Linked DNA regions of Homo sapiens: regions 1, 2, 3, 4, 5 and 7 are each linked to region 6. The links are chromatin contacts, found by Hi-C or POLR2A ChIA-PET in ENCODE. All regions are on one chromosome and are shown on one strand. Each heading gives the region's core, a stretch centred on a gene start or an enhancer-like site at or near the end of the contact. The rest is flanking DNA. Distances are from core to core; before and after follow the strand shown. Region 1 holds the start of SIGLEC10 (sialic acid binding Ig like lectin 10). Region 2 holds the start of ZNF888 (zinc finger protein 888). Region 3 holds the start of ZNF175 (zinc finger protein 175). Region 4 holds the start of ZNF600 (zinc finger protein 600). Region 5 has its middle 3.4 kb from the start of C19orf84. Region 6 holds the start of ZNF836 (zinc finger protein 836). Region 7 holds the start of ZNF320 (zinc finger protein 320).

The links. Hi-C counts contacts between places; a loop is a spot of excess contacts on that map. ChIA-PET counts read pairs that join two places held with the same protein, here RNA polymerase II (POLR2A). Pooled maps may share reads with other maps.
Region 1: a loop to region 6 is called in a pooled map, with 4 times the contacts of the local background. The contact joins the promoter of SIGLEC10 here to the promoter of ZNF836 in region 6. A Hi-C loop is called at or near these places in 2 of 50 pooled maps. POLR2A ChIA-PET finds 5 or more read pairs at or near these places in 2 of 52 experiments (activated B cell and activated T-cell).
Region 2: a pooled map shows a loop between it and region 6 (4-fold over the local background). The contact joins the promoter of ZNF888 here to the promoter of ZNF836 in region 6. A Hi-C loop is called at or near these places in 1 of 168 maps with a recorded cell type or tissue (CD8-positive, alpha-beta T cell) and 7 of 50 pooled maps. POLR2A ChIA-PET finds 5 or more read pairs at or near these places in 1 of 52 experiments (MCF 10A).
Region 3: a loop to region 6 is called in a map of naive thymus-derived CD4-positive, alpha-beta T cell, with 12 times the contacts of the local background. The contact joins the promoter of ZNF175 here to the promoter of ZNF836 in region 6. A Hi-C loop is called at or near these places in 1 of 168 maps with a recorded cell type or tissue (naive thymus-derived CD4-positive, alpha-beta T cell) and 6 of 50 pooled maps. POLR2A ChIA-PET finds 5 or more read pairs at or near these places in 3 of 52 experiments (A549, GM12878 and HEK293T).
Region 4: a pooled map shows a loop between it and region 6 (5-fold over the local background). The contact joins the promoter of ZNF600 here to the promoter of ZNF836 in region 6. A Hi-C loop is called at or near these places in 9 of 50 pooled maps.
Region 5: a loop to region 6 is called in a pooled map, with 5 times the contacts of the local background. The contact joins the enhancer-like site here to the promoter of ZNF836 in region 6. A Hi-C loop is called at or near these places in 1 of 37 single-sample maps with no recorded cell type and 7 of 50 pooled maps. POLR2A ChIA-PET finds 5 or more read pairs at or near these places in 1 of 52 experiments (activated T-cell).
Region 7: a map of B cell shows a loop between it and region 6 (28-fold over the local background). The contact joins the promoter of ZNF320 here to the promoter of ZNF836 in region 6. A Hi-C loop is called at or near these places in 2 of 168 maps with a recorded cell type or tissue (B cell and CD8-positive, alpha-beta T cell) and 8 of 50 pooled maps. POLR2A ChIA-PET finds 5 or more read pairs at or near these places in 1 of 52 experiments (CD4-positive, alpha-beta T cell).

What each region holds. Positions count from the first base shown.
Region 1 is chr19:51,416,314-51,419,327 of GRCh38, forward strand. It overlaps SIGLEC10 (sialic acid binding Ig like lectin 10), which reads right to left and starts at 1,329. Exons shown (of 11, transcript NM_033130.5): 1 at 1,232-1,329; 2 at 769-1,152; 3 at 353-637; 4 at 1-44. The coding sequence starts at 1,268. It overlaps SIGLEC10-AS1 (SIGLEC10 antisense RNA 1), which reads left to right. Exons shown (of 3, transcript NR_164125.1): 2 at 116-417; 3 at 819-1,884. RefSeq lists enhancers at 1,259-1,428, 1,489-1,558.
Region 2 is chr19:52,921,488-52,924,699 of GRCh38, forward strand. ZNF888 (zinc finger protein 888) reads right to left here and starts at 1,941. Exons shown (of 5, transcript NM_001393938.1): 1 at 1,882-1,941. It overlaps ZNF888-AS1 (ZNF888 antisense RNA 1), which reads left to right and starts at 1,862. Exons shown (of 2, transcript NR_186336.1): 1 at 1,862-1,977; 2 at 2,186-2,592. RefSeq lists enhancers at 869-1,602, 1,603-2,334, 1,824-1,873, 2,154-2,323 and a silencer at 2,014-2,063.
Region 3 is chr19:51,569,880-51,572,799 of GRCh38, forward strand. It overlaps ZNF175 (zinc finger protein 175), which reads left to right and starts at 1,404. Exons shown (of 5, transcript NM_007147.4): 1 at 1,404-1,596. RefSeq lists an enhancer at 1,066-1,125.
Region 4 is chr19:52,785,505-52,788,493 of GRCh38, forward strand. It overlaps ZNF600 (zinc finger protein 600), which reads right to left and starts at 1,287. Exons shown (of 6, transcript NM_001321866.4): 1 at 1,091-1,287. RefSeq lists enhancers at 247-1,105, 1,106-1,963 and a silencer at 1,296-1,445.
Region 5 is chr19:51,392,460-51,395,552 of GRCh38, forward strand. No RefSeq gene overlaps it. Among named protein-coding and RNA genes, the nearest start is that of C19orf84, 3.4 kb to the left of the region's middle. RefSeq lists enhancers at 1,403-1,999, 3,055-3,093 and silencers at 1,905-1,964, 1,975-2,114. Within about 2 kb of position 1,837, at least 32 of the 41 ENCODE cell types and tissues checked have a DNase peak (open chromatin) inside an H3K27ac peak, as active enhancers do.
Region 6 is chr19:52,170,012-52,173,008 of GRCh38, forward strand. ZNF836 (zinc finger protein 836) reads right to left here and starts at 1,610. Exons shown (of 5, transcript NM_001102657.3): 1 at 1,325-1,610. RefSeq lists an enhancer at 1,009-1,148 and a silencer at 1,729-1,778.
Region 7 is chr19:52,896,026-52,898,969 of GRCh38, forward strand. It overlaps ZNF320 (zinc finger protein 320), which reads right to left and starts at 1,610. Exons shown (of 6, transcript NM_001351774.2): 1 at 1,495-1,610. RefSeq lists enhancers at 1,145-1,344, 1,545-1,624.

The DNA of each region.
Region 1 (3,014 bases), core at 79-2,578, 750 kb before region 6:
CGTGTTGTCACGTGAAATGCTGATAACAAGGTCTCTGGGGGCATCTGCAACAAGATTGTGAGCTGGCTTCAGGGAGGGACAATTTATTCCTCACACCTGGAAAAAACTCCCTCAGGGAAAAGAAAGTGGGACTATCCCGGGAAGACAAGTGACAACCAGCGCCAGGGCTCACGTGTGTGGACCAGACGCCATTCCCATCCCCCTCCCAGGGCTGCGGCGGCATCCTGGGACCCCACAGCTTCCTCTCCCTGGATGCTCCTGAGCTGGGAGCCGCTCACTGTCCCACTGGGCTCCTCCACCTCCCCACCCACCGGGGCTGTCTGCACACCCCACCCTCCCAGGCCACACTCACAGGCCACACGGAGTCGGACGGTCCTCTGTGCGCTCACACCCTTTCTGGAGAAGTCCACATGGCAGGTGAGGTCGGTGTTGTGGTCCTGGGGTCTGGGCGTGAAGCTGAGCACTGAGAAGTGGGAGGTCGTTGGTTTGGTTCCTTGGGAGGAGAGGGCAGCCCCCGTCCAGGAGAAAGAAGGGGGTGGACATTCCTCAAAGGCCCAGTTAAACACACAGATGACCGTCACCGGCTGCCCGGGCTCCAGGGTCTCGGGGATGTAGACATCAGGCTTCTGAGTCAGGGCTGGGACAGAGACCGTGGTGGGAGATTCTTGTGCTGCAGGGGTCCCTGAGAGCCCTCTCTGCTCAGCCCATAGGCTGTCCCCAGGGTCCCTCCCCAGTGTGAGAGGCAGGGGTTCCCACCCCATTCCATACCTGTTACTTTTAGAAAGAACCCATCGTTCATGAAATTATATCTCACATAGCTTCCTCTCTCCACCCGAAAGAAGTACTGTGACTCATCCTGCATCTGCGCGTCTCTGATCACCAAGGAGCAGTTCCCCTTGGCGGGATCCCCAGTGAGCTGGAATCGGCCCCGGGTGCTCATTTCCACCTCTCGACTCTGGTGGTTTGTGGCCACAGGAGCACCCTTGGTTGTCTCAGTCACTGCTTTGAACCAGTAGCCATAAGCTGGGGTAGACCCTGTCCAGTCCTGTCGGGGGTAGGAGAAAGAGCAGGGCACAGAGATGCACAGGCCCTCCGGCACCATCACTGACTCCTGCACTCGTATCCAGAATCTCCCATCCATAGCCTGGGACCCTGTGGGGAGACAGAGGCTCAACCTGCAACCCCAGCCCTAGCTCCGCCCCAGGTCCTTTCCGGCCCTTGGCCCACTCACCGCCCAGCAGCGAGGACAGCAGCAGTGGCAGTAGCATCTCCGCATAGGAGGCGCAGGGCCTGCCTGAGACAGGCCTGTTCTCTGGTCGTGCTGTGAGTGGCTCAGGGCTCTTGGCAGAAGGGGAAGCCGAAGGCGGAAGCTGAGCCCTGGGGCCTGATGCATGAAATGAGCTTCAGACGCTGAGCTCACAGAACTCCTTTGCCTTCCCCCACACTCTCCGGCCCACCTTGCCCAGTTGTCCTCTGGGTCTCCTGGGGGCCCAGCCTGGCCTTGGGCTTGTTGAGCTGGTCCTTCCAGAGCTCCCTGTGTAGGAGGAGAGGGCAGGCTTGTGTCTATCCTGGGGGCCTGGCTGGGGGTGGGGTAGTGGGGTGGGGGCTCTCCCTCTGGGCCCTGGGTCATCGGAAAAGCAGAAGTGAGAAGTCCACAGTGAGCTACCCTTATCTGGGCCACTGGTGGTGGAGGTGGTGGGTACAGGGGAAGGGACCGTTACTGGAGGGGGCTGGTCTTGTCAGGTAAAATGCAGGATGCCTGGTTAAAGCTTTCACAGACAATATAAAGTATTTTATTTTATGTTTTTTGGTATAAGTATGTCCGAAATGCTGCATGGGATATACTTATACCAGAAAGCAAAATAAATTTATCTGAAATTCAAATTAATTAATTAATTAATTATATTTTGAGACAGAGTCTCACTCTGTCACCCAGGCTGCAGTGCAGTGGTGCAATCTCTGCTTACTGCAACCTCCACCTCCCAGGCTGAAGTGATTCTCCTGCCTCAGCCTCCTGAGTCTGGGCTTACAGGCACGCGCCACCACGCCAAGCTAATTTTTGTATTTTTAGTAGAGGTGGGGTTTCACCATGTTGGCAGGGCTGGTTTTGAACTCCTGACCTCAAATGATCCACCTGCCTTGACCTCCCAAAGTGCTGAGATTACAGGTGTGAACCACCGCACCTGGCCTAAAATTCAAATTTAACTGAGCATGTTGAATTTCTTTTTTTCTAAATCTGGCCACCGTAGGGTGGTGTCAGCTCCACCTCTTCATGCTTCCTGGTGAGCTCACTGACCCTTGGTCCCCAGAAGCAGTCTCCTGCCCCAACCAGGCCCTAGTCCACTTCCCAGTCTCCCTTCCTCCTCTGTCATTCAATTGGGACACCCATTGGGATTAGAACACATATGTCCAAAGCTAATGCTGATGGGAAGAGTTTGAGGAAGGCGGGAGTGAGGGGCAGAGTGGGGGGAACAGACTAGGGAAGGGGTAATTTGCAATGAATGGAGTAAACTCTACAAGATGTTTTCCCCTCACTGAGCTCTTCCTGAAATGACTCTGTTTGGGTCACACCGAAACACAGAACTCATCCTTCAACCTCCACATACCTTGGGTATCAAGCACTGAGCTTTAGGGGGACTTGGAGGTGAATCCTCCATGGTGAGTCAGCTCCAGGGCCCCAGGTTAGCAAATGAAGATTCTTAGAAACAAAGTACAGAAGGTCCCCTAAATGAACTGGATGCTGGACAGACATTCAGGATGGGACCTGGGGAAGGAGTGGTCAGCTCTTCCTGGTGGAGGGAAGTCAGGAGAGGCCTCCTGGAGGAGATGACCCAGCCTCTGCCCTGTCCTGGTTCTTTCATCCATGGCATTTTTGTTTTTTGTTTTTGAGACAAGGTCTTGCTCTGTTGCCCAGGCTGGAGTGCAGTGGTGTGATCATGGCTCAGTGCAGCCTCCATCTTCTGGGCTCAAGCGATCCTCCCACCTCAGCCTCCCAACTAGCCGGGACTATAGGC
Region 2 (3,212 bases), core at 691-3,190, 750 kb after region 6:
CTAATGGGAAGGGTTGGTCTTTATCACCCCATCCTTGAAAATTAGAGAAGCATCTTTCACATACCTGGGCTAAAGAAACTTCTTTTGCAAGGTTCTGATGCCATTAATTCCTAACATTTAATTTTTCCTTACAAGAAAATTACAGTAACATTTACAAAATGCAAAAGTGTAAACACACAGCTATTGACCTTGAAAATAGGGAGGCCGAGGTAGGTGGATCACCTGAGTTCAGCAATTGTAGACCAGCCTGACCTACATGGAGGAACCCCGTTTCTACTGAAAATACAAAAATTATCCAGGCATGGTGGCGAATGGCTGTAATCCCAGCTACTCAGCAAGGCTGAGGCAGGAGAATCACTTGAACCAGGGAGGTGGCGATTGCAGTGAGCCAAGATCGTGCCATTGCACTTCAGCCTGGGCAACAAGAGCAAAACTGCATCTCATAAAAGAAAAGAAAGAAAGAAAGAAAGAAAAGAAAACAGGGAAAGAGAGTCAGCTGTTGAACTAAGACAGAAGTAACTTTTTTCATTCAAGAATACATAGGTGGCCAGGTGTGATGGCTCACACCTGTATTCCCAGCACTTTGGGAGGTCGAGGCAGGTGGATCACCTGAAGTCAGGAGTTTGAGACCAGCCTGGCCAACATGGTGAAATCCTGTCTCTACTAAAAATACAAAAATTAGCTGGACTCCATCCACAGCTTATTTAACCTCTTGTTGCTCCTTTTCCCCAATCTTTAGATTGTTCTCAATGTCCATAGATTTCCACCTCTTCTCCCATCTCTCCTGAGCTCTCCCTGTTAAATTCTCTCTTCCCCGTTATACCCCCCTGGCCCCACTCTCTGGCACCCCAGATTTCCCAGGTGTCCTCCCTGCTGTGGTTCTCCCTCTGTTCTCCTTGCCACCAGCACCACTCTGCTCTGTCTGCCCTGGCTCCAAATCCCTCCTCCTCTCCCTCATTCTCATGAGCCTTTCTGTTTGCTGCCCCTCTCCCTACCTTGCTGTCTGTCCTTCATCTCTCTGTACATCCAGCTTTTCTCTACATTTCTCCAGTTGCTTTTCTCCTCCTGCTTTGTTATCTTTTGTTTTTTCACTTTTGCTGTCTCTTGGCAAATCCCTGACCATCCCCTACTTTGCCATCTGTTATGGGTCTTTCTCCTTCTTCTTTTATCTGTCTCAGGTTTTCTACTGCTCTCTGATTCCCTCTCTCTGTCTCCTGATCCCTTTGGCCCACACAATCACAGGAGGGTTTGGAGTAAGACGCCTGCATCCCAGAGAAGCGCATTTTCCAGGGGCTGGAGCTGGGCAGGCAAGAACACCCCGTGTCACAGGACAGGCCCCGGGTACCTCCCCAACGCGGGCTCAGGGAAAGCGGTGACTGCGGAGGGGAGACTTGGGGAGCAACAGGGCCCGGCATGAGGAGGGAGGTGGGGGGGAGATGACGCCTTCGGACAAGGGTGGGGTCCGCAGGATCCCACCACCGGGCAGAGAACGCGGCCTCCCTGGGACTGTGGTGTCAGCGCTGGGCTCCAGGGGCCGACGAGGGTGAGGCTGGGAAGCGCCAGAGCAGGGATCCACCTCTCGGGTGAGGACTTTAAAAAGCGCGGGGTGGGAGGAGTCAACAAACGGTTGTGAACGGGAAAACTACGCGATACAAACTGTATACATTGCCCTATAGCAAAAAGACCGAGGACAGGGCAGCCTCAGGGCGACTTTAAACCCAAAAGGAAGTGACTTCCGGACTCCTAGGGGAATGTCTCCATTTGCTCTTGTTGAAGGAAGAAGGGCGAGAATTTCCAGGTCTGTGGAGACCCCACATCCCAGGTACAGAATTGCCGGGGACCTGGAGGCACAGCCTCAATACAACACAGAGCAAAACTCACCGCCGCAGTGTGACTTCCAGTCCACGCGATCCGCTTCCTGGTCCGGGCGAATCTACAAGCACAGGACAGAAGCCAGGCCTCCGTGGAGCCAACGAGGTGGGCGGGGCCTGGGCGAGGTAGGGGCGGGGCCTGGGCGAGGTAGGGGCGGGGCGCCAGGCGGAGAGACCTGCCCTGTAGAACCGGCAGACGCGGGGCGGGGGCGGATCTGTGCTTCTCTCAGCCGCGTACCTAGCCGCTGTTTTTCGGGTTTTGGTGAGGGAAGAGACAGACCCTCTCATATTGTTTTATATTGTTTTATACTCAGTACCTGTTTTAAGAAAAAAAACAACAAGGAAGTAAAACCGAAGACAGGCAGCCCTGCGCCACGCCCAAAACCAGGCCTGGGCCTGCCTGGCCTAAACCCAATAGTTAAAAATCAACTCATAACTTAGAAACCAATGTTTTTCATAGATTCCAGACATTGTATAGAAGAACATTATGAAACTCCCTGCCCTGTTCTGTTTCTCTCTACCAGTGCACGAAACCCCTGTGTATATATCTGGGACTGTAGTCCCTGTTACGTATCCCCTAGATTGCTCAATCACGACCCTTTTATGTGAAATCTTTAGTGTTGTGAGCCCTTAAAAGGGACAGAAATTGTGCACCCGGGGAGCTCGGATTTTAAGGCAGCTTGCCGATGCTCCCAGCTGAATAAAGCCCTTCCTTCTACAACTCGGTGTCTGAGAGGTTTTGTCTGTGGCTCGTCCTGCTACACCGGAGGCAAGAGTGGCCAGGAAGGCTGAGGCATGATTCAAAAGCCCTGGAATTGTCTGGAACAGGGATGCAAACTAGAACGTGAAATGCAAAGCCCTGCCTAGGCAGAAAGTACGATCTCATGCTGATGGTACACAGAACAGAATAGAAATCTCTCCCTTTCTATTCTCCATTTGCTTCGGAGGGAGAGTCCACCCTGTGCTCAGCTTCAGAGACTTCCCTAGGGCCACCGCCTGGGATGCCGGAGGGAGTGTTCAGGCCAGGGAGGAGTGAGGTCACCACCTGCTACTTAAACACAGCAGAAATGTGGAAGTGGGGGCGGGAGCCTGAGGTCCAGCTACTCAGGAAGCAGTGGCGGGAGGATCATTGAGCCCGGAGGTCCAAGCCAGCCTGAGTGACAAAGTAACACCCCCTGCCGCAGGGATCCCTTCCTCATCTCTTTTTTTTTTAATTTTTAAAATAAAATTTTCATTGTGTGAGATAGGGATCCAACTTTATTCTTTTCCATGTGGATATCCAGTTAGTTGTCCCAGCACAATTGTGGATGACATCTATTAGTTTCTTTTTTTTATTTACTT
Region 3 (2,920 bases), core at 154-2,653, 600 kb before region 6:
ATACACATGCGGGGCTGTTGTACTTAAAGCCTCCTACTTCTATCTCAATTTTCACTCTCTGCATTTTCCTTTTTTTAAATAAAATGTACCAAAGCCGTAGGGTAAATCCTATGACACAGTAAAGAATAGTCTCAGATTTATAAGTGGAGAAAATTCAAAAGTTCTAAGTCCGGGGAATTTCTTAGTAACTCAAACAAAATGTCACACTTTCTCACATAATAAAGATAAGTGTTTTTATTGATTTTACACTATTTGCTTACAGTAAATATATAATTGATGTTTTAAAATAAAAGCAGGTTTCATGCTTCATGTAACAAAGTTAGGTTCAGATACTAATGTGAAAACTCAACTATTCCTGGGAAACCATGTTCAAAAAAATGCTTCATTGGCTAAGCAGTCTTATTTTATTATTCAAATGGACTAAAAATGAGGTATGAAGTAATTAAAAGTAATATGGTGGCTTTAAGTGCAGAGATGGGGTGGCAGAAGCTGTGAACACAGAATGTAAAATCGGTAACTACAAAATGGCACAAACTACGAAAGCAATATATTTAAATTACTATTTTTTAAAAAAGAAGGATCATTTCAGATCTTCACCTTCAGATCCTCACTCAGCCCTGCCTCCTATTTCCCATAATCAGCCATTTTTTTAATTTTATGATTGCTATTACTCACCTTCTAGAATATATTTTTGTTTATTTGATTGAACAACCTCTTCCTGAAAATTCTGCCCAGTTGGGCTGGCTGACATTGATCTCAGTAATTGTGTTTTTTTCCTTTAACTTGATTATATTTTTTTCATTCGCCTCTCTTTAAATGAAGTGTCCCAAGAGCCCTAAATTCTCTCTTCAGGTGGTCGCTTGGTAGGTTACTTCATCAATAGGTTCATCCAGGTATAGAGAGCAATGGTGTAAGGATAACAAAGATACAATTTCTCAGAAAGATAACATTTTCAAAAGTGCTATTAAAGACAGTGAGTTGTTCAGCAATTCAGGAAAAAAAAGTCTTTAAATCAGAGGGAAAAATATAGAGAAAAAGTATTTTTCAGAATACATGTCAGTTTCTCCTAGAAATATATATACACAAGTATTGAATAGGTCCCCTGCCAATGTAGGACCCAAGACTTTTACTCTGTGACATTCCATTTGTCCTTGGCTGTACGGAATAAAAGCCCTTTGACGATGGCGGCCTCCAATATCATAATCCGTATGGGTGCGGCCATGCCGTCCTCCCTACCAAGTTTCTGAAGTTGAATGAACCGCGGAATAAAGGTACGCCGTTATACGCCATGATAACTGTTGGCGGAGCGTAGCTTCAAAAGTGTTAGTGGGCATGCGCGCGGTTCAACAGCGCCTACGGAAATCCTAACGGGAATGTAACCCAAACCGGAAGTGGCCTAGAGCGACCATTTAGCTTCTGTTGTTAAGTGGATCTAAGCCTATGTCGCTTACTGGACGCTGAAGTGATTGGGAATATTAGCAGTGGGGGTTCTGTAGGGTCAGGAAGGGGCGGCTGGCTTTGGGGGAGTGATGAGGGGCTTGTTGGGGGTGGGGGTGCGTGATAAAGGGATTTCTCGGCTGAAGACGAGGCTGTGAGGTGAGTGACGGGCTTGTTTTGGCTGAGCGATGAGGGGTTTCTGGGGTGGGTGATGGGTGCTGTGGGGTAAGTGGCGTTTGCTAATTTTAGTTGGATAATTAGCCTGTTAATTTTCCCTCTTTTCTTGCTTATTTTCTGCTTGTAGTATTTTTGTGACTTAAATTCCAAGTGTACTTTAATATCGGATTTTATATTGGTCCACGAAACTTGCTAACTTGAGGACAGTGAACGTGCATCTTAAGAGCGCCTTTGCGGATGGTGCTGGAGGACGTTCAGGGAAGGGATTCACTGTCCGTGGGACTAGGGGAGTCAGTGATTGATTGGCAGCCAAGAGCTTCAGAGGTTGGAGGACTTTGAGGATCACACTGTAACACTCTCAGGGGACCAGTGATGGGCAACCTATAGGAATCAGTAGAGTGGGGTTGCCAGGGGTAGCCTATGGCAGCCAGTTGACTGGAGGCGTAGGGGGTCAATGATGGGGATTTGTGAGGGTGAATGCATTGCTTTCTAGGCAGTGAGTGTTGGGGTCCTTCAGGGATTGGTGGGTGGGTCAGTGTTGGCCTCTTCTTGGGTCCCTTGGACATGGTAAGGATCAGTAATTGACAGTTGAGCACATCGATGATGGTTTCCTATTGGGGCATTTCATTTGGACCCCTATGTTGGGGATTATTTGTCGTTTTATGGAAACCAGAAAATTGTGCTCGCTGGGAAACATTTCTTGGCTATCAGGGCAGTAAAGATTTCAGAAGCCTGTGCCATGTCAGTGACTGGGAGGCATTTTGGAACTTTCTGGCAGCCCTGTAGTACACTCATTGGGGATTTCTGAAAGTCAGTCCTGTCAGTGATTGCATTCAGGTGCGGTGGGGGCAACTTATTGTGGACAGGCAAGAAATGGTAACTGGAGGCCCTGATGCATGTCTGCAAATTTTCTGTGTCAAGATGGGGATTGGGACAGTGATTTTAAGTTTTAGCTCTAGTCAGAAGAGGCTGGTCTGTGTGTGGTGTATTATGGACGGGGACTGAAAAGTCCAGAAGCTCAGAATAGGTACACCAGACAGAGCCACCTCCCGGCCTGAGTTCTATGAAGGCAACAGAAAGAGGAAATGGTGTTTCTGGAAGCTGGCCACGTATGGGTACATGAGATAGTGGAGACAGTGTACAGTTTAGAACAAGGCAGATGTGGGGCTGATTCCCTGTTTTTCCATTTACAGACTGAGTAACCTTCAGGCAAATTATGTAACAGCACACAGCCTCATTATCCTCATCCTCAAAATGGGTATGATAATGCCCATGATATTTAGCTGACAATTAAATTGACAACTTT
Region 4 (2,989 bases), core at 37-2,536, 620 kb after region 6:
TCCCAAAATGCTGGGATTACAGGCATGACCCACAGCGCCCGGTCCTTATTTAACCTCTTGTTGTTCTTTCTCCCCAATCTTTCAATCTTCCTCAATGTCTATATATTACAGCCTCTTCTCTTATCTCTCCGTCTCCTCTGCTCTCCCTATTAAATTCTCTCTTCCCTGTTATACCCCTCTGTCCCCACTCTCCAGCACCTCAGATCCCCAGGTGTCCTCCCTGCTGTGGTTCTCCATCTGTTCTTGCCACCAGCACCACTCTGCTCTGTCTGCCCTGGCTCCAAATCCCTCCTCCTCTCCCTCACTCTGGTGAGCCTCCCTCTTTGCTGCCCCTCTCCCTACCTTGCTGTCCTTCATCTTTCTGTACATCTAGCTTTTCTCTACATTTCTCCAGTTGCTTTTCTCCTCCTGCTTTCTTAGTTTTTTTTCTTTCACTTTTGCTGTCTCTTGGCAAATTCCTAACCCATCCTCTACTTTGCCATCTGTTATGGGCCTTTCTCATTCTTCTTTTCTCTGTCTCTGGTTTTCTACTGCTCTCTCAGTCCCTCTCTCTATCTCCTGATCCCTTTGGCCCAGGCGGGTTTGGAGTAATCACAGGCGGGTTTGGAGTAAGACGCCTGCATCCCGTAGAAGCGCATTTTCCAGGGGGTGGAGCTGGACAGGAAAGAACACCTGGTATCATAGGACAAGCCCCTGCGACCCACCCCAACCCTGGCTCAGGGGAAGCGAAGACTTGGGGAGCAGCAGGGCCCGGCACCAGGAGGGACGTGGTGGGCGACGGCACCCTAAGACAAAGGTGGGACCTGCAGGATCCCAGGACCAGGCAGAGGACGCAGCCTCCCCGGGGCTGGGGCCGGGGCGCCGCGCTCCAGGTGCCAACTGGGGCGAGGCTGGGAGGCGCCCAGGGCTGGAATCCACCTCGCGGGTGAGGACTTTAAAAAGCACGGGGCGGGAATAGTCAGAAAAATGTTTTGAGCAGGAAAAATACGCGATAGGAAGTGTATACATTGCCCTATAGCAGAAAGACCGGGGACGGGACCAGCCTCCGAGCGACTTCAAACCCAAAAGCAAGCAACTTCCAGACTCTTACCGGGACGTCTCAATTTGCTCTGGGTGAAGGGAAGACAGGCGAGAATTTCCAGGTCCGTGGGGATCCCACGTCCCAGGGGCAGAAGCGCCGGGGACCTGGGAAGTGCAGACTTAATCCAAGGCAGAGCAAAACTCACGCGCCGTGGTAGGACCTTCACTCCACGCGATCCGCTTCCGGGTTTGTGCGCGCCCAGGACTGAAGCCAGGCCGGGGCAGGTTGGCTGGACCTGGGCGGGGTAGAGGCGGGGCCCCAGGCGGAGAGACCTTGCCCTTTAGAACCGGCAGAGGGAGGGCCCGGGGCGGGACCTGTGCTTCTCAGCCTCGCACTCAGCGCCTCTGTTTTTCGAGTTTTTGGAGGCGACAGCGGCCAGGAAGGCTGAGGCATGATTCAAAAGCCCTGGAATTATCTGGAACGGGAATGCAAACTAGAATGTGAAATGCAAAGCCCTGCCAGGGCGGAACATACGATTTCATGCTGATGGCCCACAGAACAGAACAGAAATCCTCTCCCTTTCTATTCTCCATTCACTCAGGAGGGAGGGTCCACCCCGTGCTCAGCTTCAAAGTGTTCCCTAGGGCCTCCGCCTGGGATGCGGGACGGAGAGCTCAGGCCAGGGAGGAGTGAGGTCACCACCTGCTGCCTAAACACAGCAGGGATGCGGGCACGAGGCGGAAGCCTGAGGTCCCAGCTACTCAGGAAGCAGCGGCGGGAGAATCCCTGAACCTGGGGGTCCAGGCCATCCTGGGCGACAAAGTAACACCCCCTAACTGCAGGGTCCTCTTCCTGATCTCTCTCTCGCTCTTTTACTTTTTTTTTTTTTTTTTTTTTTTGAGACGGAGTCTCGCTGTGTCGCCCAGGCTGGAGTGCAGTGGCACGATTTTGGCTCACTGCAAGCTCCGCCTCCCGGGTTCACGCCCTTCTCCTGCCTCAGCCTTTCGAGTAACTGGAACTACAGGAGCCCGCCTAACCCAAACAAAAACAAGACCGGGCGCGCTGGCTCACACCTGTAATCTCAGCACTTTGGGAGGCTGAGGCGGGCAGATCATGAGGTCAGGAGATCGAGACCATCCTGGCTAACACAGTGAAACCCCATCTCTACTAAAAAATACAAAAAAATTAGCCAAGCGTGGTGGTGGGTGCCTGTAATCCCAGCTACTAGGGAGGCTGAGACAGGAGAATGGAGTGAACCCGGGAGGCGGAGCGTGCAGTGAGCCAAGATCGTGCCACTGCACTCCAGCCTGGGCGACAGAGCGAGGCTACGTCTCAAAAAAAAAAAAGAAAAAGAAAAAGAAAAAGAAATATCTCCCCTAGTTTGTCTCCTTTTCCAGAATTTACCAGATACCAGTACACAGATACCAGTGCATACATTAATGTATGACTTTCATACATAGATTCTCTGATCTGATCCACAAAGAGCTAAATGTGCATCCAGATGTGGCCCCTGAACAATCCCTGCTGCCCAATATCACTGACACCTTGGGGTCCACACCCCATCTCCATCCATCTCTGGTGTGAGCCCTTCCCAGGACCATGCCCAGTGCAGCCTCTTCCCAAGCTCATGTCACTAGGTTATAGAAGATGGAATTTAAGTGAAGATGACAAGGACTGAGAAAAGGCATGGGTTAGTGTGAGCAAACGTGTGAGGCAGGATGCTTCAGACTCACAGAAGACTGGCTACTACAATACCTGGCATTTCAGAAAGGAAAGAGACAGAAGAATCCACCGAGGAATATTACTCCACCTGAGGAAGAGCCATCCCTGGCTCCTTTTCTTTGCTCCTCTTGGTGTCTTCCTCACGTAACATGAGTCTTTGGAAAATCAATCCTGTATGTAAAAAAAAATACGAGATTTAATTTTTAGAAATCACTCCCTCCTTTCCTGTGACAAAACACACACACA
Region 5 (3,093 bases), core at 587-3,086, 780 kb before region 6:
AGAGGAGTGGCATAGGTATTTATATTTTTAAATAAATGCTTTATGTTGCAATACTTTTTGCGTGTGTTTTTTTTGAGACAGGGTCCCCCTCTGTCACCCAGGCTGGAGTGCAGTGGTGTGATCATGGCTCACTGCAGCCTCAACCTCCTGGGCCCAAACCATCCTCCTACCTCAGCCTCCCAAGTAGCTGGGACCACAGGCACACACTACCACACGGGGTGCCTTATTTTGTAGAGACAGGGTCTCAGAATGTTGTCCAGGCTGGTCTCAAACTCCTGGGTTCAAGAGATCCTCCTGTTTTGGCCTCCCAAAGTACCAAGAGATTACAGTCATGAGCCACCATGCTTGGCCTGGAATACTTTTATACTTAGAGAAAAGTTACAAAGATAATACAGAGAGTTCTCATTTACTCCAGACAGGAGTTCCCCTAATGTTGCCATCTTACATTGTCATGTAATGTACATGGTACATTAGTCACAACTAAGAAACTGACAGGACTATTAGGTAAACTGCAGGCTTTATTTGGATTTTACCAGTTTTTACACTAATGTCCTTTGTTTCTGGTCCTGGATCCAATCTGGACTACCACATTGGATTTAGTCATCCTCTCTCGTTAGTCTTCTCTAATCTGCAGCACTCTCTAAGTCTTTCCTTGTTTTTCACAACCTTGAGAGTTGGGGGAGTTCTAAATTATTTTGTAAAATGAAGGTCTTTTTTTTTTTTTTGAGACAGGGTCTCCCTCTGTCACCTAGGCTGGAGTGCAGTGGTGCTATCTCAGTGCACTGCAACCTCCACCTCCCGGGTTCAAGCGATTCTCCTGCCTCAGCCCCCTGAGTAGCTGGGATTACAGGCGCCTGCCACCACGCCCCGCTAATTTTTGTATTTTTAGTAAAGATGGGGCTTTACTATGTTGGCAAGACTGGAGATCTATTTTAATGAATAATATGAACTAATTTAATCCACATTTTAAAAAATTATGTATTTATTTTAATAGAGAAGAGGTCTCTCTATGTTGGCCAGTTGGTGTTAAACTCCTGGCCTCAAGCAATCTTCCCACCTCGGCCTTCCAAAGTGCTAGGATTACAGGGTATTTTAAAATTTTTATTTATTTATTTATTTATTTATTTATTTATTTATTTATTTAAGACAGTCTTGTTCTGTCGCCCAGGCTGGAGTGCAATGGCACGATCTCCGCCCACTGCAACCTCCGCCTCCTGGGTTCGAGCGATTCTCCTGGCTCAGCCTCCCAAGTAGCTGGGATTACAGGCATGTGCCACCATGTCCATGTCCAGCTAATTTTTGTATTTTTAGTAGAGATGGGGTTTCCCCATGTTGGCCAGGCTGGTCTCGAACTCCTGGCCCCACGTAATCCTCCTACCTTGAGTGCTGGGATTACTGGGATAGGCCCCCGTGCCTGGCCCACAACATTGCATTTTAAGGAGGAGAAGTCCCAGGCAACAGGATCGCCCTATGCTGGACGATGTTAGTGGCACTGAGTGGCCGGAATAAGATTTTTGCCAAGAGATCTGGCTTGCTTTTCTTTCCTGGAGACTGATGAGAACCCAGATCTTCAGATTTCAAGTCTGGGTCTATCCATTCGGTTACTTTAAATCCCAGAGGCAGATGGCGCTCACTGCTCAAGTCTAGCGTCATGGGATTGTTCTAGCTTGTTCTTTTATTGCTTCTCCTATTACTAAGATCAGGATCTGACGCCATTTGGAAACCAGGGTCTGACCGCTTACCACGTACCTCGCCCTTTAAGGCTTTTTCTGTCCCGTCCCCCGTGCCCCTGCGGCGCTAGGAGACTGGAGGCGGGACCTTGTGTCGCTAAGGAAATGCCCTTTACTCAGCTTCCAAAATTGACAGGCTAGTTCTGAAAACTGGCCAACCAACTTCTGCTTAAGGGGAAGCGAGACTTCCGATTTGTAGGGGAACGCAGCGGCGATTGGTTAGAGTCCCGCCCACTTGTTAAGCGTCGCGAGCCACTATTCTCGGCTCTGATTGGCCAGAGAACTCGCGCCGCTTTTGAATCCCCACCCTGCGGACCCCGCGCGCCTCGCCTTCTCCCTCTGGTTGGCGAGCGCCTTTCTGCGCCTTCAGGCATTTTTGCTGAGGCTTTTGTCTGCGCATGTGCGGGTAGGTTCCGGTAGCATCCGGGAGACCCGGCCCAGGCCTGGAGATGCTGAGCGGAGCTTGGAGGGAGAGAGGGGACTGGGTTGTTGAGGGGAGAATCCCTCTCGGCATCTCCTTGGCCCACTGGGGAGCCCCATTGCCCCATCCACCGCTTAGAACCAGACCCTTCCTTTCACTCTCCACTCCCTATCCCTACCGGCTTTAGACCTTCAAAGTTCCAAGATTCGACCTTCGGGGTCTCCCCATTTCGTAGGGGCTTACAGATTTCCTAAAATCCCCCTCCTCCCCGAACCCCCTTCCGTCCCTGGAGATTCTGGGGTCCCTGCTCTTTCCCATTCATTCCACCCCATCTACTTGGGACCCTTCCAAGGGCAAGGGGGGCCTCTCAGTGCCTCTCCTACCCTCATGTCCTTTCTCCTCTTTTAGGTCCAGGAGGTCATCTTTGCCTCCCTTCCTTGAAATCTCCCCAGATTTAGAGGCCCTCACCCAGCTTCTCCCCTCTCAGCCCTGTCGAGGTGTCAAGGTTCGGGGATCACCTTTGTTGTTGTTATTGTCGAGGCGTCAAGGTTCGGGTGTCACCTTTGTTGTTGTGTGTTTTTTTTTTTTTGAAACTGAGTCTCGCTCTGTCGCCCAGGCTGGAGTGCAGTGATGCGATCTCGGCTCACTGCAACCTCCGCCTCCCGAGTTCAAGCGAGCCTCCTGCCTCAGCCTCCCGAGTAGCTGGGATTACAGGTGCCTGCCACCAGGACTGGCTAATTATTGTATTTTCAGTAGAGACGGGGTTTCACCACGTTGGCCAGGCTGGTCTCAAACTCCTGACCTCAAGTGATCCACCCGCCTTGGCCTCCCAAATTGCTGGGATTACAGGCGTGAACCACAGCGCCCGGCCTAAGCCCTAGCTGTTCATTGCCACAATGAGAGGAAGTACAGGAAGGTGTTGAGATCATGGGCGTGGAGTCC
Region 6 (2,997 bases), core at 360-2,859:
ATCCTCACGAGTACAATTTAAAGAAATGAATTTTAAATTAGAGTATAAAGTCACAAATTAGAATATTACAACCACCATCCATATCCAATCAACTCATCGCTCATCTGGATGGGGTCCTCTCCCACTTTCTTCACTATTGTGTGTGTCCCTCTCTCATTCTGCACCTTTCCTCCCCTTTTCTGTTTTTCTCCTCTTTATGTCTGTTCTGCCCGATGCTCTGCAACTTACTTCACCTCTCGTAGCTCTTTCTCCCCAATCTTTCTGATTGTCCCCAATCTCCACGTATTTCCGCCTCTTTTTCCCCATCTGAGCTCCCTCTCTGCTCTCCTTGTTAAAATTCCCTCTTACCTGTTACACCTCCTTTGTTCCCACTCTCTAGCACCCCCAACTCCCTAGGCTTCCTCCCTGCTGTGGTTCTCCCTCTACTCTGCTTGTCACCCACTGCCCTCTCTCCCTCTCTTTCAGTCCCAGCACCACGTAGCTCTGTCGGCTGCGGCTCCAACTCTTTCACCTTCTCCCCACTGTCTGTCTGCAGTGCCTCCTCCTTTGCCGCCCCACTCTATTTTGCTGCCTTTCATCTCTCTGAAGGTCCCCCTTTTTTTCTAAATTTCTCTGTGTGCTTTCCTCCCCCTGCTTCTTTCTCCATTCGTTCTCTTTCACTCTTGCTGTCTCTTTGCAAATCCCTAAATTATCATCCATTTTGCCGTGTATTTATGGGTCTCCCTCATTCTCTTCTATTCGGTCTTTCCTTTTGCTCCGTCGCTCCCCTTCTTTTCCTCTCCTGATCCCTCTCACCCACACATTCAGTAAGAAAGGGGAGGAATAGGATGCCCACCTCCCGGAAAAGCATATTTTCCAGTGGAGTAAAATTTGGGAAGGAAGAACACTGGGTGTCACAAGACTCAGGTGACCTCCCCCAAGGGGGGGATCGAGAAAAGCAGTGGCTGTGAAGGGGAAGCCTGGGGAGCGAAAGGACCCGGCGTGAGGAGGACACAAGGTGGCAGGGGGTACGGTGTCTCAGGACAGGGAGGGTCTGCAGAATCCCAGGACCTGGGAGGAGAAGCGACTCCTTCAGGAGCCGGACGGCGGGCGCTCCCCTCCAGGGGCTGACGACGGAGAAGCTCCGGGGTCGCAACGGGCGGGAATCCACCTCCCGAGTGAGGACTCGACTTGGCGCAGGGCCGAAGCAGAGGTCAGTAAGGGTTTTAAGCAGGAACACGACCTGAGTGGGGTTGTCTACATGGTCCTAAGGCAGAAAGGCAGGGAGCAAGGAACAGCCTCAGAGAGATTTTTAAACCGAAAGGGAAGCAATTATCAGACTTACTTGGGGCGAAGGGGCTGTTGCTGGTATTTTAAGGTCCGTAGCGATCCCCAGGAAACGGGTATGGACAAGGGAAGACTGCCAAGTGCACGTTCGATTCAGGCAGACGGGGCGAAGCAAATGTTTAGTCCAGGTAGACGGAAACTGACGCGCAGCGCTGTGATCTTTTCCCCGCGCGATCTGCTTCCGGGTGTGCAGGAAGCTACACGCCCTGAGAAAAAAGACTGAGAGACCTGGGGCGGGAGAGGGGCCTGGGCGGGGTGCGACCCGCAAGGGAAAGGGCAGAAAGACTGGCCAGATTTGGGAACCCTGAAAGGGTGGGGCAAGGCTGATGCGGTAGTGGGCGGGGCCAGGTGGGCTAAGCGGGACGGGCGGTGTGGGCGGGACCTGTTTGGTGGGCGGGGCCTGTTATTCGCTCTGCCTTCCACCCAGCAAGTCTTTGTTCTCCCGATTTAGGAGTATTTGTGACTATTTCTTGTCCTGTGAAGCAGCGTTGCTTCCTGCCTATTTTAAGTTAATGTTTTAGACTTTAAGGTCAAAGCTTAAAGTTGTGGTCCACTTCTGTTGGAAACTAAGATGTTTTCTTCTTGTCAAGTTGAACTGATTTAAGTCAAAATCGATTTTTGCGAGCCTGGTGGACTCCATCGGGTCTTGCCAGTGAGGCTGAAGCCAGTTAAGGCTGAAGTTACTCAGTAGTCAGGGAACTAGGATCTCCGTGAAGATCTGATGTGCAGCCGTGGCTGGATCCAGGAACCCTGAAGACATTATGCTAAGCGAAATGTGCTAGACACAGAAAGACAAATCCTGCATGTGCTTACTTACATGTGCAATCTACAAACATCAAAATTACAGTAACAGAGTAGAAGGGTGGTTTCCAGGGCTGACGGTCTATCCTGTGCCTGTCCCACCATTGTATTTTGGAAGCAAATAGCTTCTTTGGCTTCACAGTTTCACAGCTGGACAGAAATTTTGCCTCAGGATGAACCACACTTTGAGTCTCACCCATATGTGATTCAGATAATATTTGGGTAATATTTGGGCCTTAGAGTTTGATACTGAAATGGATTAAGACTTTTGAAATGGGCCAGGAGCAGTGGCTCTGGCCTGTAATCCCAGCTCTTTGGGAGGCCAAGGTGGAAGGATTGCTTGAGCTCAAGAATTCAAGACCAACCTGGGGCAACATAGTAAGACCCTTGTCTCTACAAAAAATACAAAAATTAGCCAGGCATGGTGGCTCACGCCTATAGTCACAGCTATTTGGGAGGCTGAGGTGGGAGGATCTCTTGAGCCCAGGGGATCAAGGCTGCAATGAGTTGTCTTTGCACCACTGAACTGCTGCCAGGGCAACAGAGTGAGACTCTGTCTCAAAAAATAATAATAATAAGACTTTTGAGATGTTAGGATGGGGGTGAAGGGATCTTGCATGTGAGAAGGACATGAATTTTGGGAGTCCAGAGTACAGAATGTTATGAGCTGAATCACGTCCCTAAAAAATCATTGTTGGCCAAGCGCGGTGGCTCATGCCTATAATCCCAGCACTTTGGGAGGCCGCGGCGGGCGGATCACAAGGTCATGAGATCGAGACCATCCTGGTTAACACGGTGAAACCCTGTCTCTACTAAAAATGCAAAAAATTAGCCGGGCGTGGTGGCGGGTGCGTGTGGTCCCAGCTGCTC
Region 7 (2,944 bases), core at 360-2,859, 730 kb after region 6:
ACTCATATCATAGTTGGAAAACAATGATGTGAGCTCATAAGATTCTACCAAAGCTTATTTGAAAAGTAGTTATCTTACTTTTTTCAGACGGAGTCTCGCTCTGTCACCCCAGGCTGGAGTGCAGTGGCATGATCTCAGCTCACTGCAACCTCCCCCTCCCTGTCCAAGGGATTCTGCTGCCTCAGCCTCCTGAGTAGCTGGGATTACAGGCGCCCGACATCACACCTGGCTAATTTCTGTATTTTATTCGACACGAGATTTCGCCATGTTGACTAGGCTGGTCTCGAACTCCTGACCTCAGGTGATCTGCCCGCCTTGGCCTCCCAAAGTGCTGGGATTACAGGCATGAGCCATTGCACACGGCCTTTATTTTTATTTATTTATTTTTTAATTAAGAAACAAGGCGGGCATGGTGGCTCATGCCTGTAATTCCAGCATTTTGGGAGGGCGATACAGCTGGATCGCTTGAGCCCTGGAGTTGGAGACCAGCCTGAGCAACAAGGCAAAAGCCCGTCTCTACCAAGTACACAAAAATTAGCGCGGTGTGGTGGCGCGCGGCTGTGGTCCCAGCTACTCTGCAGGCTGAGGTGACAGGATCGCTTGAGCATAGGATGTTGATGATGCAGTGAGCTGTGATCCTGTCACCGCTCTCCCGCCTGGGCAACAGAGTGAGACCCCATCTCCAATAAAAAAGAATAAAAAAGAAATACCTGGGTCCTGGGTCTGGGGGCAGCGAATCTAAGGCCAATTAAGGCAAACTTTCTAAAACTAGACAAAAAGGAAAAACCCCATCTCCCCATCCGGAGTAACAAAGGATCAAAGGCCGCTGTCCCTACCGCCCTCCTCCTTCCACCACGTCTCAGAAAGGGAAAGAGCCCAGGAGTGGCCATGGCCAAGCACCGGCCACACCTTCATCTGCATAGGGCACCCATCTGCTCCGGCCTCGGGCCAATTCACCTCAGCATTTCGTTGGCCAAGGGCCAAAAATCCTTCATCCAGATAAGGGGTAGCCCATAGGGACCTCAAAATAAATACTTTAACCCCCTAAAACTTTCTAAACGGGTCCCCGGAGACGCTGGCTCGGGCCCACTCCCCTCTGTGGAGTGCTTTCTTGATTGCATATATTCGTTTTCCAGGAGTTGGAACTAGGTAGCAACACCGCACAAGGAGGGAGGTGGGGAGCGACGGAGCCTTCGGACAGGGGTGGCGTCTGCAGGATCTTAGGACCAGGCAGAGGACGCGGCCTCCCGGGAACCGGGGTTGAGGCGCGGCGCTCCTGAAGCCGCCGAGAGCGACGGTGGGAGGCGCCTAGGGCTGGAATCCAGCTCGCGGGTGAGGACTTGAAACAGCGCGAGGCGGGAGGACAGGTCAGGAAGGGTTTTGAGAAGGAAAATTCCGCGATAGGAGGTGTCTGCACGACCCCACTGCAGAAAGACCGAGGACGGGACCTGCCTCAGGGCCACTTTAAACTCGAAGGGACTCACGGACTCTCACCCGGACGTCTCAATTTGCTCTGGGTTGAGAAAGAGGGGCCGCAATTTCCAGGTCTGTGGGGACTCAACGTCCCCGGTATAGCAGCACCACAGGACTGGGAAGCACACATAAAACAGAGCGAAACTCACGCGCTGTGGTGTGACCTTCAGTCCCTGCCATCCGCTTCCGGGTCTATGCCAATCAGCGCAGGACAGAGGCCAGGCCTGGGCGGGACCCCCGAGAAGGTAGGCGGGGCCTGGACTAGGCCGGGATGAGACGCGAAGAGGTGGGCGGGGCCTGAACAAGGCCGGGGCGGGGTTGAGAAACAAGGGGCCTGGCTGGGAGAAGAGTCCTGGGCTATGAGGGGTCGGCGGGGGCGAGAAGCGGGTGGGTCCTGAGCTTTCCTCCATCTCGCTCTCTGCGCCTTTTTTCCAGGTTTTGGAGGCGAAAGCCGCCAGTGAGGCTGGAGCAGCTCAGCAGTCATTGAAATAGTACCTCCCTGAGAAGTCAACGTGAGGCGGTCATTGGACCCAGGAAAGTTCCTTGCTATTGAAATTAATTTTAGCAATTTATGTCCAAAATCTGGAAGTTGTCAAGGGAAGGAATGCAAACTAGAATGCGAAATACAAAGCTCTGCCTCAGCGAAACCTCCAATTTCCTGCTGACGGCCCACAGAACAGAATAGCAAATCCTCTCCCTTTCTATTTTCCATTCACTGGGGTGGGAGAATCCACCCTGTGCTCAGCTCCAGAGACTTCCTCAGGGCCACCGCCTGGGGTGCGGAGCGGAGGCCTCAGGCCAGGGAGGAGTGAGGTCACCACCTCCTGCTTAAACACAGCAGGGATGTGGGCGAGGTGGCGAGTCTGGGGTCCCGGCTACTCAGGAAGCAGGAGCCGCAAGACCGCTGAGCCCGGAGGTCCAGGCCAGCGTGGGCGACAAAGTAAGACCCTCTACCCCAGAGCTCCTTCCTCCGCCTCAATAAGAAAAAAAGGGATTTTTAAAAAAAGCATTGACATTGTAACAGTGTGTAGCAGGGCTAGCGGCAGACAAAACTTCTCAGACACTGAGTTGTAGAAGGAAGGGCTTTATTCAGCTGGGAGCGTCAGCAATCTACTGCCTTGAAATCCGAGCTCCCTGAATGCACAATTTCTGTCCTTTTTAAGGGTTCACAACACTAAAGATTTCACATGAAAGGGTCGTGATTGATTTGAGCGAGCAGGCGGTACGTGACAGGGGATGCATGCACCGGTGGTCAGAGAGAAACAGAACAGAGCGGGGAGTTTTACAATGTTCTTCTATACAATGTCTGGAATCTATGAATAACATTGGGTTCTAAGCCATAAGTTGATTTTTAACTACTGGGTTTAGGCCAGGCAGGCCCAGGCCTGGTTTCGGGCCTGGCCCCGGGGCTGCCTGTCTTTGGTTTTACTTTCTTGTTGTTTTTTCTTAAAACAGGTACTGAGTATAAAAC